2 separate regions of the Mus musculus genome follow, and region 2 is linked to region 1. A link is a loop called in an ENCODE intact Hi-C map of the cell type or tissue named here. Cell type or tissue: left cerebral cortex. All regions are shown on one strand. Links, peaks and the distances in the headings refer to the core of each region. The heading gives the core; the rest is flanking DNA.

Region 1 (8,980 bases), core at 696-8,695:
ATTGCTTATAGAAGGAAGATCATTTCCTCATTGATTCTTCTGATCCATGAGCATTCAAGGTCTTTCTATGTTCTGGGGTCTCCCTCAATTCCTTTCTTTAGTGTTTTCAAATTTTCACTGTAATTCTTTAGTTAATTGGTTTTATTTTATTTTTTTATTTAGTCAACTTTTATTCCAAAGGTGGTTGCTGTTGTTATTGTTGTTGTTGTTGCTGCTGCTGTTGTTGGCTATTGTAAATTGTTTTCCCAATTTCTTTCTCAGTATTGTCATTAGCAAATTGGATGGCATTTGCATAATTTTTTATCCTGCCACTTTTGTAAATAAAAGTTTTCTTCTGGAGTCTTTAAGGTCTTTTATGTAGAGAGTCACATATACAAAAGCACATACACACACAGACACACACACACATGTATACACACACATATATACATACATTCACATATCTCTGGAGTACATCCAATTAAACCATAGTGACTGACCTTTTAGATATACTTTTGAATTTGTTTGGCAAGTATCTTGTTGAGAATTATTTGTGCCCGTGTTCATCAGGAGGATTGGCCTATGAGAGCTTCGTGGTTGTATCTTTAGGTCAGGGTAAAACTACCTTCCTGAGAGAGTTTGGTGGTGTCCTTTCCTTCTTGATTTTGTGTAACGATGTGAAGCATTGGCGTTAGTTCTTCTCTAAAGGTTTGCTGAGATTCACCAAGGAGTCCATCTGGAGCTGTTCTTTTTTTAGTCGGAGGATTTTTAATCACTGCTTCAACCTCACCGCTTGCTACAGATCTGTTTAAATAGTATATCTTGTTCTGGTTTAATTTTGGTAGGCCATATGCATCTAGAAATTCATTTATTTCTTTTAGATTTTTTCCAACTTAGTGCAATATATGTTTTTAAGGTATGACACAATGATTTTTCTGGATTTTATTGCTTTGGGTTTTTTTTGGTGGCTTCATTTTCATCTCTAATTTTATTAATTTAAGTTCTATCTCTTGTTCTTTTGTTTAATCTGGCTAAAGGTTTGTCAATCTATTTATCCTCTTAAAATCCATCTCTGTCATTTATTCTTTGTATTATTATATTTATCTTGTTCCCACTTCATTAATTTCTGATATGAATTTTCTCTTTTCATATTCTCATTAGAGGTTTAGCCTGTTCTTTTCTCGAGGCCCTGGGGTATATATATTGCTAAGTTAGAGAGAAATCAGATCTCTCCGATTTCTGTGTAGGCATTTAGAGCCATAAACTCCCCTCTTTGAACTGCTTTAATTGTCTCTTATAGGTTTTTATTTGTGTTTTCATTTGATTCTAGATTTTTAAAATTTCTTTCTGGATTTCTCCCAGGACCCACTCATTGTTCAATGGGTTATTATTTAATCTCTAAGAGGCTGTATACATTTGGAGGGTTCTTTTGGTATTGACTTGTAGACATACTCCATTGTAATCAGCTAGAATTCAAGGCATTGTTTCAGTTGCCCGATATTTCTTAAGACTTGTGCTGTGTCCTATTATATGATCTACTTTACAGAGAGTTCTGTAGGTTGCTGAGAAAAATGTGTATTCTGCAGGATTTGGATGGAATATATTCTATGATGTCTGTTAAGTTCATTTGTCCATGATGTCATTTAACCTCTATATTTCTCTATTATTTTATTTTTTGCAGAATGACATGTCGATTGGTGAGAGTTAGGTGTGTCCTCACTGTTTGAATGAGAACGATCCCACAGCTTTATATTGGTGAGAGTTAGATGTGTCGTCACTGTTTGAATGAGAGTGATCCCACAGCCTCATATTGGGATAGTTGGTCTGCCACTGGTAGAACTGGTTACAAAGGGTTAGGAGGTGTGGCCTTGTGAAACTATGTCACTGAGGATGGGCTTGGAGGTTTCAAAAGTCCACACCTTCCTGGCATGGTGCTGCACACCTTTAAACCCAGCACTGAGAGGCAGAGGCGGACAGATCTCCTTGAGTTTAAGACCAGCCTGGCCTACAGAGCAAGTTCTAGGACAGCCAAGGCTATGTAGAGACCCTGTCTCAAAAACAAAACCAAACAAAACAAAACAAACAACAAAACCCAAATAGAACATCATTCTCAGTTAGCTCTCTGCCTCCTGCCTCCAATTTGTAGATGTAATCTCTCAGCTACTGTCCCAGCACCATGTGTGCTTGCCTGCTGTCAGACTTCCTGCTATGATGATCAGGGACTCACCTCTAAAACTGTAAGGAAGTCCCTAATAAATGCTTTCTTTTGTAAGTTGTCTTGGTCATGGTGTCTCTTCAAAACAATAGAAAAGTAACTAAGCCACCAGTTACTATTGTGATTGGATCAATCTGTATTGTTTATGAATCTGGATTTACCCGGTTTGGTTCGTATCTGTCTAACACTGTAACATCCTCTGGATGGACTGCTTCCTGAATCATCAGGAAGTATTCTTCTTTATCTTTTATCACCAGTTTTGTGTAAGCTTATTTTGTCAGATATTAGACTTTGCTAGTCTCCTAGGTCCACCTGCTTGGAGAACTGTTTTCTATCCTTTCCCCCTAGGGCAGCAACCATCTTTTGCCATGAAGTAGCTCTCTGGAGACAGAAAATAGGTAGTTGGTTTGATAGGCTTGTTTTTGTTTTTTGTTTGTTTGTTTGTTTGTTTTTAAAATCCAATCTACCAGTCAGTTGGCTGGAGACTGAGGCCTCTGAGATTCACGATTATTATGGAAAGGCTTGCACCGCTACCTGGCTTCTGGTGGATGGTGTCATTTGTTGTTTTCTTCCTGCTCTGGTTGGTTTGTTTACCATGTTTTTTTTTTTTTTTTTTAGCTTGTGACCTCATGGATGGATTAGTTTTTCTCTTCAGCCTGAAGGATTCCTTCAAGCATCATCTACAGAGTTGCCTCAGTCTTTATAAATTCCTTCATTCTTATTATGGGAAGCTTTCATTTTCCCTTCAATTATGATAGATAGCTTTGCTGGGTATAGGAGTCTGCGCTGACAGCTGCTGCCCTTCAGAAACTGAAATACATAATTCCAAGACCTTCTGGCTTTTAGAGTCTTGTTTGAGGAACTGGCTGTCACTCTGACAACCTGTCTTCATACGCAAGCCTGTGTTTCTCTTTTCCCCCTTTTAATATACTTTCTTTGATTTGTGTGTTTATTATTTTAATTATAATATAAGGGAGGTTCTTTTCCAGAGTTTTCTAGCTGCAGTCATAAAATCCTCCTGGACCTGCATTACCATCTTTTTTTTTTTTCCTTAATTCTGAGAACTTTCCCCTTATGAGTCCTTTAAAAATGCTTTCTGCAACCCATATACTTGGTGTCTTCGGAGGAGGATATATACTTGGTTATTCACACGGCACCCTCCGTGTAATTTTGTCTGCGTCTGTTTGCTTGCTGCAGTCTCCCACCTCGGCCTCGGGCTCAGACACTCTCATCTCCTCACCCCTTTCTACTGAAGAGACTTCTCACAGATCTTATTTATGTTTCTCATCTCCGGCATTTCTCCAGGATTCCTTCCTCTTTGCTGAATTCTTCTTACATATGTTACACCGTCTTCCTATTTTATTCGGTTGTTTGAACTCTCAATCACGATCTCGTTTTCTTCTTTCATTTCTTAGGACACGCTACGAGCATTCTTCCGGCTTTTCTGCCCAGGAATCTGTCTCCCTCGTTCTCCGTGGATGACATTGCTGCAGCGGTCTCTTGGCTTTTTCACTTTTCTTTATGTTGCTGAATTGGGATTTATGCATCTGGGGTTATTTCCCTGCTTGAGGTTTTTAGATCAGCCATGTGCTTCCAGTTGAAGTATTTGCATGTTCAAGTGGGCCTTGGATATGGTAGAGGTGAAATATATAAATCAGAAGACAGCTCCACTGTCCTGGAGCTCAGGGTCTGCTGATGCTGAATTACCCCTCAGTAGAATGTTAACTTTCCCCTGAAACCTTTTGTAGCCTGGGTCTTGTCTTCATACCTGTTTTTCAGAATCATGGTGGGTTCTCACAGTGATGCAAATATCAAATCTGGGGCAAAGCTGAGATGCTATTTTCAACTTGGCGAGGAGTCCTCACAGTTTCCTAGTGTATCATCTGAATGGTGAAATTTTTTAAAGTAATTTTAGAAGTAAATATATGTGCGAGTGTGTGGGCACGTGCCTGTCACCCGGCACGAGGAAGGCAGAAGCAGGAGGATTGCCCTTCCTGAGCTACACAGCAAGACCTTCCCCCCCCCCACCCCGGTCTCCATAAATAAATAAATAAATAAAAACAGAATAAGAAGTAAAAATGCCAATAGAGTATGAACTGAAAAGCCCAAACCTACCTCTAGACCATACCCTCTTCTCTCACTCTCTAAAGGTTACCCTAGTAACAGAGTTTTTCGTACACGTCGAGGCAATGTTTCTGTATACATAAGCATCTGTGATCCAGATGTTGGTCATCCATCCCATCTGTTTGGCTGACTCTTTAACTCCATGCCACACTTGACACAGAACTCGGCCCTTTGACCAGCATTTACAGGATATCCAATCACACCGAATATATCCTGATGGTTAAAGAATTATTAAAGATTGATTGGCCAAGGAGCAGGGTCATGTTACGCAGCATCAGCTTCTCTCCCTGTCCAACCAAAACAAAGCTGTGTTGAACTGTCTCTGCGTGTTGTCAGCCTGCACCACAGCCAGGGACTGCTCACCCCGGCCTCTGCTTATCCAATGCTGACACATGCACCCTTGTTCCAAGGCACTTGTATTTTCCACCACTACCCTTCTCCTCCCAGTCCCCGCCACCCCAGTTGTAAGGGCAGACTACATTTTACTTCAACAACTGTTGTCTGGCCAACATTTAGCTTGCTTCTGGTTTTTCTTTTGTTTGTTAGCCCTCATCGTAATTAGAATGGCAGAAGTGACATCTCTGTACACTTGTGAGGTTGCTACGGGGCAGATTCTTAGAAGTGTAAAATTTGACTCAAGGATACAGGCATTCATAGTTTGGACACATTGTGATAACTGGTTATGTCAAGGAAAAATAAAAGTGGCATGAATGTTCCAACTCATAGGACATGGCAGTGGCCCCGGGTCTCAGTGCCTTGTTCAGTACTGACTGTTACCAAATGGTGTCTGCCATCTTTATTGATGTAAAGGGGAAGATATGGATTCCCGTAGTGGTGATGAGTAATGTTAAAGCAACTTCCATCTATTTGTATGCCATTTAGTGTGTGTGTGTCTGTGTGTGCTTCTGTGTGTGTGTGTGTGTGTGTGTGTGTGTGTGTGTGTGTGTAGGAGTGTGGGGGCTGGCACACTTACAGTATGAGAAATGAACCCAGGCCTCACAAGCATGGGACAAGCTCCTCCTCTGAGCTCCACTCCCTCAAGAACACTCACATTTCTTCTTTACTTCCCCCCCCCCCGCCCCCATACAAGCTCTCAGTGTCCACCACAAACCTTAGTTCCTGCTGGTTCAGCCTCTCCACTGTGCTCAGCTGTTGCATTCTCTTACTCTGAACGTTTTCTCTACTCCTTCTCTTCCTCCCCTTCTTCTTTCTCCTTCTCCCCTCCTCCTTTGTCCCTTCTCCCTTCCTCTCCTCTTCCCCTCCTCCCTCTCTTCCTTTCCCCTTCCTCCTATGCTCCTCCTCCACTTCCTCTTTTTTCTCCTCTTTCTCTCCTCTTCATCCTCCTCTTCCTCCTCCTCCTCTTCCTCCTGGCCAAATCTTTACATAGGCACCAAGTGCACCAGGAGAGGCCTCTCCTCCTTGGAGGGATCACCTCCCTTTGTTTCCAGGCCACGTCTGTCTTGTGATTCTCACGGGCTCCTCTTGGTCTCTGTGTTGGCTTTTTGCTTATCTGTCTCAAGAGGTCACTGTCTCAAGTTCCCCGGTGTTCCAGCTACATTTTCCTCTCCTCTGCTATGCAGTGACCTCAGCTCCTGGAATGAGAGGCACCTTTCATCTACTACTATGTCCTAGCTTGTACCAGGCATTCTGAGTTCTTTCTGTAGTATGAGATCCTATGAGGTCAGTGTACCAGCTCCAGTCTCCACATGAGGACATGGGGCTTACAGACTAACCTGCATGCTGGCCCCCCACCTGTGCAGCTGTGACTGTCCAGTGTCCTCTCCTGTTACTCTCCTCACCGTGTCCCCTTTCCCTGCAGGGACTGACTCTGAGCTGCTGTCACTCAAGACCTCCCTTACTCTCCAACCCAAGTATCCAACTCCTCCCTAGAAACCTCTACCTGGAATCTGCATGAAATCCCTGTAGCATGCTCCCCAACCTGCCCTTGCAGGGAGGTCCCCCAGGCTCTGCTAATAGTCATGATGTCCTATAGAAACAACCCTCCCCTTCCCTCTGTCACTGCTTTAGCACTTATGCCACATGCTTCCCACCCTGTCTCTGCACACCGTACTCCAGCCCAGCTATACGCCCAAGGGGAGTCTCCTTTAAGTATAACAATCCTAAAGGGTCTGACTTTATCAGAACAGCAGTTGGGAAACCAGGAATGTTAAACACTCACTTGCCTCTTCTCAATGGGCGAGATAAAACATGGTTCCCACCAACGTCCCCCAGAAGGCTGGGAGTGGATTTTATTAACAGTCCGGTGGCTTTTCAGCCATCTGTGGAGGCAGATTTCAGCCACCTTTTGCTACAGAGGCAGACCTCAGCCAAATCCCCCAGAACAATAATCCCAGACTCTTCTCACCCTAGACTGTCACCCATCCTTAGGGGAGATGTCGTATGTATCTTATATAGCCTGCAGACCCACCTCTATGCTATTGGACAGAGACCACTTCAGATTCTAGGCCTTTTAGCTCTGGAACTCACCCTCATGGCCACAAGTGCATTGTAAAGGACTTTCTATGTGTTCACACTTTAAGCTTTTTTTGTGCACCTGGGATCAGAGTGATTACCGCCTGGAAACCTCTTCCCAAACTGTAATGTGTTTTAAATACGCTGACAATGACCCACCCATCCCTAGACTCCCCAAAGGCTGTGCAGGTTGACAAGGTCACTCTGAATTGTGTTTTCATCCTCATCTCTTTGCAGATTCCTGCCTGCATGGACACCTGCAGGGCCCCCTACAAGCTCCTAAAGGAGTATGTGAGTTCATATGTTTAAAATAATGCATTATGCTAATTCCATCATCAGCTAGGCTGACCTCAGCACTCAGGAGGCAGAGGCAGGAGGATGGCCACAAATCCTAAGCCAGACTGTTTTACCTAGTGAGTGCCAGGCCAGCCTGACCGTATCTGATCTCTTAATCAATATTAGACTCTGTCTTGCCCTCTGGAAAGTCGGTTCCTAGTGTCTGAAGAGACACTCAGCAAGCCTCCGTTCCCAAGGTTCTGATGGGCACCTCTGGTTTTCCTGTGGGCATCCCTGGTTTTGCCATACATCTGGTCAACCAAAATCCTCTGTGGCTTTGCACACACTCTTCCCTAGCTGGGAGCACCCTTCCCTCAGCAGTGCATGGGATTAAAACCAGGTTTGCTAGGCAAATGCTCTGTCATTGAGCTTTGTCCCTTGTTTTCATTATTTATACTTTGAAACAGTCTCACTAAATTGCCCAGGCAAGTCTTAGTTTCCTTTGTCATTTGTTTTAAGAGATGTTATCTCACACATCTCAAGCTGCCCCTACCTTGCTCTATCACAGAGGCTAACCTTGAACTGCCGACCTTTCTTAATCCACCTCCCAAATGCTATATAGCTTTAGGCATGTGCTACCACACCCAGTAACCTGGAGCTCTTGATCCTCCTGCCTCAGCCATCAACTATCTGAGATTACAGGCCTGTGCCACTGAGCCCAGCTCTGGGCTTGAGCACAGCTAAACCCTTCAGATCAAACTTAAGTGGTGTTTTTTCTTCCTGAGGCTGGCCTGGATCCTTCCGTCCCGATTCCCAGGCATCTGTCTCTGACCTCCTTTTCCGTTCATCTGACATTGCCCTGGTGTTCTGTGTCCATCCATCTCCAAGGCAAGGCGGCCAGCAAAGCCTTTCTGATCCATTCTCATCTCTGTGTGTGGCACTCACAAGGTGACTTGGAAATGTGCATGGAATTAACATGTTCTGTGTGTTAAGTGTTCACCAGCCCCTCCCCCATCAGAACTAGTGCTGTGAAGAAAAGAAACAACAGGACCCTGGTACAGCATCCGGACACATGGGAAGGGCGGCATCACCGTTTCTACATCTTAGTCTGAAGTGGGACATTAGCCCCATCATCTTGCCAAGTTGTTCCCCCAAATCAACAGGATAGCCATGAAGATCCGTGTGTATTTGATAGTGTACGTGGCAGCCAAAAAAATCCAATCAAGATGTAAGTAGATATGAAGTTGTAGCTGTAGGAGAGGAAGGTAGGAAGCCTTTCCTTCTCAACTACATGGTGAGGGGCATGACTGATCCCTCCACCACGAAGGACAGGTTAACATGGAAGCCATGATCAGTGTATCTAACCAAAGCTTTATTTCATGGAAGAACCTTTACGAGTGAAGACTCGAACCCCAAGGAAAAGTCTTTCTGCTTCTTTAATGAAGAAGAGACAGCCATGAACAAATGGATCACCCAAAAGGTGTGGCCCAATGTAAAAGACAGAGGGACACCCAGTGAAGCCTCCCTGTACAGCCTGCCTTTCTCCCTAAGATTAGACTGGACCCCCTGGTGTGAGGCCTTCAGAGGAGAAGGAGGGAGAGAGTGGCCTTGTTGGGTGGCTTTGGGAGAGAGAGGTTGGAGTCTCGATGGCACACCCTGGGTAAGGGGAATTCTGGGATCTATGAGGGAGATGACAGAAGGGTGGGAGAAGGTTAGAGAAGAGAGAGAGAGAGAGAGAAAGAGAGAGAGAGAGAGAGAGCGAGAGAGAGCTTTTTCTCAGGCTACATCTGAAGCTTCTAGTCTCTTGTGCTACGAGGTATTGAGCAGATACCAGCACTACACTCGGAGAGGCTTTGTTTTGCTTTGTGCCCTAACCTAGCCAAGGACAGAAGACAAATAATACTTTCCAGGAAA
Region 2 (8,980 bases), core at 374-8,373, 100 kb before region 1:
GGGTGGCATAGGTCATAGCAAGTATATGGCTTCCCCAGAGCAAGATTGCTGCCCAACTCAGTGTAAGGGCTCAGCATCTGGTCACACCTCTTACCCTCTCACTTCTCACATGGTTCTTTGCACCTTCTGGTGGTCCCCCACCTTGGTGGAGGCTGACACCGTGATGTGCTGTTTGGCTCTTGTCACTCACGGAGGACAGTGTTGCTGCCTGAGTCATTACTGAGGTGTAGCAATGGGCCTAACACATAGAACACGAGAGAAAGCACAGGAGGGGAAAAAAATGCCACAAACAGAAGAGCCAGCAGAGAGTCATGGGAGCGTGCCACTGTGCAAGAAGGACCACCTGCTGGTCTGTGTCTAGGACCCTGGATTAGGGTCAAAGTCTCACCTATACCCCTCCAAACACCTCAGGCACTTCTGGGGCACCGAACATGGCATAAAGGACATGTTCTGTCTTTTGGGTGTCTTTTTATGTATGTGCTTAGAGCACGCAGGTCCCTCAGGTGTCAAAGCCACCTTGTTTGCCTTTGAGGCTTTGTGTTCGTAGTGCATTTACAGTAGTTACAGTAGCCAGTGTATTACCTGGGGTCCATATGTCAGCCCCCTGGTGATGTGGAGACATGCTTTTCAAGACAAATGTTCTAAAAGGGTACAGGCAACCATTCATTTACCCCGCAGAGAAGCTCCCCCTGGCTCCTTGAGGAAGGCTAAGGCACAGGGAGTGGAATACCAAGAATGTGCCCTGAAGGAGCCCAGCAGTGGCTCCAGGCTTCTGCCAGCTGCCTGTTCCCACAGATTTTCTGTGTGGCTTAAAAACAGTGTAAGAAGATCGACACAGTCTCAGGCTTGTCTTCCTGGACAGAAGCCACACAAAGAAGAAAATCCCCAAGCGTGGGGAAAGGAACCATCTTTCCCACTGAAGCCCAAGAGCCGGGTCTTGCTTACGAATTTTGGAAGAGCTAGCCCATTTCTCAGGGCTAGATTGTCCCTTAGAGGGCACTCCAGTTTCCTTTCAGAATGTGGCTTGTGTGACAATCAAATTGAGCAAAAGGCAGACCTACTGTAGAGACTTCACAGAAGATGTATAGTCTCTGATGCCCTTCACGACCACTCAGACCTGGGTTCAGTGGGCTCGGGCCCTGAGGGTTGTTGCTTAGCAACCTTGCTGATTATCTCTAGGCAGCATCCAGCTACAACTCCCAGATGCAATACTCACTCCAACACTCTAGAGCCTTAAGTACAAAGCTCTCCACCCAGGTGTCTTCTTCCCTCATATTTTTGAGTTCTAAAGAGGCCTAGGTCTCAGGGTATCTATGGCCAACGTTTCTCTCTCCCCTGACACACCCAGAACTTGAAGAGGGTGGGAGTAACTTCCCTTTCCTCTTCACATCTCCTGAAGCCGCTGGTTTGATGCCTATCACATGAAGCGTGTTCAGTGGCCGCATCGTGGGGCTGGGGAGGCAGCTCCATTTCTAAAGTGCTTATTTTTCAAGCATGAGGACTGAAGTAGACTCCTCAGAACCCACATAAGACGGGCAAGGTGGTACTTGCAACCCCAGAGCAGTGGCAGGTGAATTCCCTGGGCCTAGCTGGGCTTCTTGATAAGTTGCAGGGCAAACAGAGACAGAGAGACAGTAAGAGAGAGCAAGAGAGAGAGAGAGAGAGAGAGAGAGAGAGAGAGAGAGAGAGAGAATTAATCTCAAAAAGAAGAAAAGGCGACAGTGCCTAAGAAATGGCATCAGAGGTTATCCCTTGGCACACACATACATGCTTATCTACATATGTACTCACACACACATTTGCACACCCGTGTTAAATTGTTCACTATTGTCAGAATGAGTTCTTAAAACGTCTTGCCATTATAGATGAAGAGCTGGAAATAAAAGCTTCCAGAACAAGCACTGTGGAAAGGGGCCCCAAGCCGCACTCAACCCCAGCCGCAGCAGCGCAGAATTCAGTGGCGCTCCAAGCTCCTCCTCCACCTGGCCATCACCTCCAGACACCTGGCCATCGTCCCTTGCCTCCAGGCCACCGTACCCGTGAGCACCAGCAGAAGAAGAGACCTCCTCCATCAGGCACACAGATTCACCAGCAGAAAGGCCCTCCTTTACCCAGACCCCGAGTTCAGCCAAAACCTCCCTGTGGGAGTGGAGATGGTGTTTCACTGCCGCCCCCTAATTAAGAAGGCAGAGTTCGTCATTTCCAATAAAAAGCTGTGTGGATTTATCTTCTTCAGGTGAGCATGCCCACTCTTCCGTCTAGTGTTTAATGGAAGTAGGACCCAAGTGCCTCCCGAGACTTGCAGGACAAAGTGGTGTCTTTTGATTCAGCTACACAGTCACTTGGTCTGGCCTCTGGAATCTGAGGCCTCTTCTTAGATCTGTCGCGGCAGAAACACAGAAACCACAAACATGTGCACATAAGGATGTTGGACAAGCAGCATAAAGGTTTCACCTTCCTCTCAGGTCCTCTACCCATGTGAGCTACCACATGACCGCTGGCTCATGTCCTACAGAGCTACCTGAGCAGAGGTTCGAGTCCCCCAGGTGCCCCAATGGACACTGGCCACTTCCCTTGAGCAGGGGTAAAATAAAAATTTAACCCTGCTTGTTTTAGAAAGGAGACCAGGGTCTGAGATAGGAAGCTGCAAACTGGGAAAGAGGCTGGTTGGGGTGACAATATCAAATCTGGTCCACTCGGGCCACTGGATTGATCTTAGGAGCCATCACCTGAATGACCAGAACCGACACCTGTGTATCAGCTGCAAAGGGGTCCCAGCATCTTGTGTAGACACCTTTGTACACATACTTTAACAACAGGTGCCCCATGGACACTCAGTTTCTTGACCACTCAAATGGGCTCACAATGGTCTGTAGCATTATTAGTGTAAAGAGGGAGCCTCTATAGATACTGGAGATACCAAGAACCCATCAGGTAACATCCAGAGGGCAGGCTAATACGCCTCTGGCTCCATTCCTGAGTTCTGTAGGTGACACTCATGAACAGGGCAGAGCAGTCTCACTAGCAGTATGGCAGACCCACCCTGGAGAGGCTGAGGTTGGGGGAGGTGTTCGGTTAAAATTGGAAACTCATCTACCAGAGGCACCTGCTTTACAACACAGGGCACACTTGTGGCCCGCTCTGCCCACTTCTTGTCTTCTTAGGCTGGTAAGCCTGGGTAAGAGCTGGCAGGAAGCTCTGAGGGTAAACCACAAAGACTGAATATACTAAGGACTTCCTGTGAGGGCTCAGCTATGCTTTACTTTCAATCTGGTACCTTTTGTTTAGACCCCAGTAAATGACTAGGTCAAAGACAAACTAAGTCCTATGCCCCATTCCCTTTTATTTTCAAGACAGGGGTTTTTCTGTGTAGCCCTGGCTGTCCTAGAACTAGCTCTGTAGACCAGGCTGGCCTAGAAGTCACAGAGATCCACCTGACTCTGCCTGTCGAGTGCTGGGATGAAAGGTGATCACCACCACCGCCTAGCCATGTCCCACACCTTTCGAAATGTTCAAACATTAGTTCCAGTTACACAGGATCTACCCGGGCAGGAGAAGAGTAGACGGTCTCTGACTTGAGGATTTCATCTCCATCTCAGTCCCAAGCGATGGGCTTGGAGTCCACTGGCCTTCCTGATGCAATAGCTTCTCTGCCTCCAACCCTTCAGAAAGCCTTCTTTCTTTTCCATCCTCTCGCCCTGCCTTTCTTCTACTGTTCTGTAACATTTTGTATGGCACAGGACACATCTAGCATGCGATGTTTGGTCCTTTATGACAGTCCCTTTATTCATTTGATAGTCATTGAACTCTGCTGTGAATCTGTGTTAGAATCTAGAAGGAGACACTAAAAGCAAGAGGAACAATGACATCTGTGTATCTAGGCAGCTCAAGAGGCAAGGCAGGCAGTGGGCCAACGACAACACAAATGGAGCCTGTATTGGCAAACACAGATCAGAGGCAAGCCAGGGAGCTCAAGAAAAGGCAGGCCGAGGACTGGGTCACTAAACTGGGGTGGCATGGGAGCTTCCGGGAGGGGTGACGTCTGAGTTGAGCTGTAACAGGCTAGAACAGCTAAAGGTAAGAGATGCTAATAGACTGGAAGCAAGGATGCAGTTACCCATGGCGAGGAAAGGGCAGCTGCTGTAGTCCTTTCCAACTGTCTTGTTTCGCCAAACTGTCTTGTTTTGCAAGGTCGCATGAACTTTTCCTGGGAGATGTAAACATCTGCTTATTCCAGACAGGTCAACAGCAACAGACAACAGCACAGCTCCATGGAAGTCTAACTTAGTAAACTAGTGAGTTTGTCGGGTATACTTACAGAGCATGAGTGAGGGGTTACTCACAGGAGGAGCATGAGTAACTCCAAAGAGGCCACATTACTGAAAATCTCACTGTACCATAGAAGACGATTTCTCCATAGCTGCATAGATAAGCCCCCTTCAACCAATCTTCTTTTCTGGAGACTTGTAGCTTAGCAGAACTATACACAGATGGGAGGGTGGTGCAGAAGGGTGTGGCTGAGATTCCAAGAGAGACCAGATAACTCTGACCACCCTTCCTTCTATAAGAGGAGGTCAGTCAACAGTAGTGGAAATAACCTGTATTGTTTTGGGGTCCTCTCTGACCAACAACTTTAGGGAGGTAGCTCATTCCTGGGCCTGGGCGTTTCCATTAGTAACCTCTGCTCTTTGGAATATCTTTTTTCAACCAAACAGGATTCCTTTTGCTCATTCTTTAACCATTGCTGTAACATCGACAGGCATAGGCTGTTGGGACGTTTTCTCAATCATCTTAATGAGTATCATCTATGCCTACCTCAACCATAAGGCTCCTAAGAGTGCCACAGCAATGCCTGGCTCATGTATCTTTGTGACCTGGTTTCCCATCCTTGTTCCCTTAAGCGCACCTGTTGTCTTTCAGATGATGTTTCTAAATCTGTAAAATACTTGGAAGCCGACGTCATAGCATCTATGTAACGAATCATTCTTAGAAAGGGTGGCAGGATCTCTGAAGACTACCACCATGGGTTCCGAGAAGTGTCTCAGTAGACAGCAGCTAAAGAGAGAGCAAAGGATGGGATTGGTGAGGTTCATACAGCACCAACAGATTTCGTTGTCTCTCTGAAAAGGTCGTTGCTGGGCACAGGGGCTTGGATGGAAGGCACTACCCTACGTCGTTCACCACCGTTTCTATGAGCGATTAAGCGTCTTCATCCTGGTGAACCTCATGGGGATCTACAGGCATCTCCTCCACTGCTACAGACAGCTCAGAGCTAATACAAACTGGCTGGCTTAGCCCAGAGTCAAGAAGGGGAGACTTTGTCACATATCTACCGGGTACTCCCTTTCCTTTTAGCCCCTCCCACCTCCTACCACCCCCCCCCCCCATATGAAATGGCAAACCTCCACCTCCACCTCATCTCATCCTTTATCCAATTTGCTCTGCAAGCCAGAGGTTAGGGGAGAATAGCACCCACACATCTCTTTCATATTGCAAGTCATCCCTTACATGGCCAGATCATCTGGATATATGGCCCAGCCTACACTGTGTGTCTTAGCTCCCATAGCAAAGGCAATGCAACTTCTGGCAGCTTCCACAGGCTCCTCCTTCAGGTTTTCTCTTGTAAGGGACTAAAGTGCATTCTTGGGGCTATCAGCCATCCTCAGGATGTCCCTGTTCTTTCTAGGCTGGCCACATTTGTCAAAGAGGCATACCATCTGCAGTGGCTTGAAGGAGAATGGCCCCCATAGACTCATATTTGCAAGCTTAGTCCCCACTTGGTGAGCTGTTTGGAAGGATTAGGAGGTGTGGCCTTGCTGGAGAAGGTGTGTCCTGGGGGTGGGCTTTGAAGTTTCAAAAGCCTGCTACAGATCTAGTCTCTCTATCTGTCTGTCTATCCCTCCCTCCCTCTCCCTCCCTCCCTCCTCCTCCTTCTCTCCTCCTTCTCCTCCGTCTCCTCCCCCTCCTCCTCCTTCTTCCTCTCTCTCTCTGTCTCTCTGTCTCTCTGTCTCTCTGTCTCTCTGTCTCTCTGTCTCTCTGTCTCTGTCTCTGTCTCTCTCTCTGCTGCCTCAGGTCCAGGATGTAAAGCTCTTCTCCAGCATCCTGCCGGCCTGTGTGCTGCCATGTTTCACACCATGATTATAAGGGAGCAAGCTTCAGAAACTGTCAGCAAGCTCCCAGTCAAATGCTTTCCTCTATAAGGGTTGCCTTGGTCATAGTGTCTCTTCACAGCAATGGACACTAAATAATGTACCACCCCATTAAAAAAAAAAAAAAGGCAGCCTCACCAGCCCTCTGTATCCCCAGGGTTCTCCATCTCCATGCTCACTGGGCTGTGATTATTCCATTTCCAAAGGCTCGCTGATGTGTTTGCCACCTCACTGTACACGCTCTTCCCACTGTGCATGTGGTTCCCTCTCCTGCACCACTTATACCTGTGGCTTGATAATGGGTGACAACTATTAACATCTAGTCATTGGAAAAGGGCACCTCTGGTTGTAAATTAATCAGTAAGCGTTCCCTAAGGTGACACGTAGCCTGCTCTGAGTTGGATACACCTGAGTCAGTTCCCTAACACTCATCCCCTGGGAGAGATGGATAGCAGTCTCTACTGGAGGCATTAGAGGCTCAAGAATACATCTATGAAACCACCCCACAAGACCTAGCCTGAGCCACAGCCTGCTGCCACTGCCCTGGAAGCAGGATGATCCTGATAGTACATCTGGACCTCAGTCTTCAAGGCAGCCTGCTGCTTTAGTCACAGCTCCATAGAGTTAGGGCCAAGGGCAGTTCTGACCTTTGCATCAGCCAATCTGCTTACTTTGGGGTATCACTACCCACCCATCCTGGTCAGAGTTAACACAGGGGAGGTGCTTGCAGCTGATGACTAGAGGTGGGCTATAGACCTTCCTGGATTCAAGCAAACACTCAGCCAATTCTAGAGAGATCAAAGGAACCAGCCAAGTCCAACCCAGACATATGGACTGAGGAGGCCATGTCCAGATGCAGAGTTGTCCTCAGTCAGAGGCAGGTCAAGGGCAACAGAAGGTCGGCGTCCCAGTGAAGGCTAGTAACTCATCGCATGCACCAGCTTTCACTTCCTCCTGAAGCTCTGCATCATTACACTAAACTGAACAACACAAAAGGCCTGAGCCACAGGAAAGGAAGAATGGGAAAAACAATAGCAACACATTTTGGGGAACTAGAGAAAGCAGATGACGGTTGGTAGCTAAGAGACTCTAAAAGTTGAGTCGACACCATTTTAGTTCTCAATTGCTGTGAGAAAACACCAGAACCAAGGCAACTTATAAAAGTAAGCACTTAATTTGAGGTTCACAGGTCCAGTGGGTGAGAGTCCGTGACCATCATGGCGGATAGCATGGCAGCTGGCAAGGTACTGAAGCAGTAGCTGAGAGCTTACATTTGATCCACAAACAAGAGGCAAAGAGAGCATGGGCATTTTCAAACCTCAAAGCTACACCCAGTGACATACCTCCTGTCACAAGGTCAAACCCCCTAATCCTTCCCAAATAGTTCCACCAGCTAAGATCAAGTATTCAAGTGTATTAGCCTATGGTGGCCATTTTCACTCAAACTCCTACAAATACGAAGGCAGCAAGGAAAAAGACAGCATAAATGTGCTCACAGCATTAAATCCTGACTGTCAGGAACTGGAGTCACCATTAAGAACCGGAAGCACAATGTCTCTCCAGGAGGATAGATGAGGTTACAATGGAAGACCGGTGCAAGATCAGTTAAAGGAGCAGTTAGGGTCAGACACAGTACACACCACTGGAACCCCAGGAGGCTGAGACAGGAGAATCATAAGTTCAATGTATGAGACCCAGGTAGGAAGAGAGGGAGAGTTACACCCATTTCTGTGCCCAGTAAGGATCGATTGCTGCCAGTAGAAGCCTTATGGTTCTTCTCCATAGATGGTAAAACACACGGTTCCTGGATTAGAGGACACTGGGAATAGTTGACAGTAGAGTATACATTAAATATGAGAGGTTAGATAACCATTTTCTACTGAAAGTGGGGGCCCAGGTGGCAAAGATCAGGTAGAATTGTTCATGATAAGGCAGACTATTGGAAAATGACCCACTAGCATCAAAGTTTTATTAGCTGAAGAGAGAAAGCCTAACAGTATCAACACCCAGGCTTCCCTGGGTGATGTTCCAACATCAATGCTCCGTGGCCCTGGGGTGCATTCTGAAGTCACTGAGCACCACCTCCTCACAGAGAGTTCAACCCCTAATGCTCCCCTCTTAGACACCAGCAGATGGTCATGGACCCTGATGGAGATGAAGAAAATAATGGGAGAGGTAAGGTTCGAATGCACAGAAACATGCAGGAGAGAACAAGGTGAGACAGCCCACAGCTTTAATGCCCTACAAAGAATGGGGAACTACTTGTTCATGAAAAAAAAAAAGAACAAAAAACTATAAAAAAGGAATATTTAGAGAACAAAGACTGTCCTAGAGAATTACAAATACAATAGTAAAATCAGACAAGTGTGCTCAAAATAGAAGATAGACATTTCAGAAGAAAGGGCAGAGCAGGTTTATTGCCCATGAGATAATTCTAGAACGCTTTCAGAATGGAAGGGCATAACCTCCATATTAAAAGGTCTCACTAGTGTTATGATTTTTGGTTCCTCATGTATGAAGCTAGAAGACTCCATTGCATTTTAACAACTAAAACACTGAATGAATTGAAGATTCAGACAAGGAATCTCTACCTCAGGAGGACTCAGGCAGGAAGATCATGAGTCTCTGGTCAGCCCAGGTTACTTAGTGAGACCCTGTCTCAATAAATAAATTGAATAAAATTAGAAATAAACAAACAAACAAAAACATAAACACCAAAATAAATTTTAACAATTAAAAGAAATAATAGAAAGGAAAATCCAGCCATTCTTTTAAGAGATGGGGGTCACATAACAAACAGGTGCATGTAAGTTGGAGATACAGAGACCTGT

Evidence for each region. A loop is a pair of places that touch in the nucleus more often than their neighbours do. Peaks named below come from ENCODE experiments on the same cell type or tissue, not always from the same donor. Only the 100,000 strongest peaks of a DNase experiment are listed, where the experiment ranks them.
Region 2: a loop joins it to region 1, with 2.3 times the contacts of the local background. A loop is called at or near these places in 2 of 42 quality-filtered maps.

What each region holds. Positions count from the first base shown.
Region 1 is chr3:101,165,901-101,174,880 of GRCm38, reverse strand. No RefSeq gene overlaps it. Among named protein-coding and RNA genes, the nearest start is that of Ptgfrn, 60 kb to the right of the region's middle. In left cerebral cortex, for the core only: no CTCF peak of the experiment used is centred there; DNase peaks (open chromatin) are centred at 724, 3,608 and 4,077; H3K27ac peaks cover 648 bases.
Region 2 is chr3:101,269,159-101,278,138 of GRCm38, reverse strand. Cd2 (CD2 antigen) reads left to right here. Exons shown (of 5, transcript NM_013486.2): 5 at 1,866-2,231. The coding sequence ends at 2,182. Among named protein-coding and RNA genes, the nearest start is that of Cd2, 14 kb to the left of the region's middle. In left cerebral cortex, for the core only: a CTCF peak has its summit at 988; DNase peaks (open chromatin) are centred at 970 and 3,910.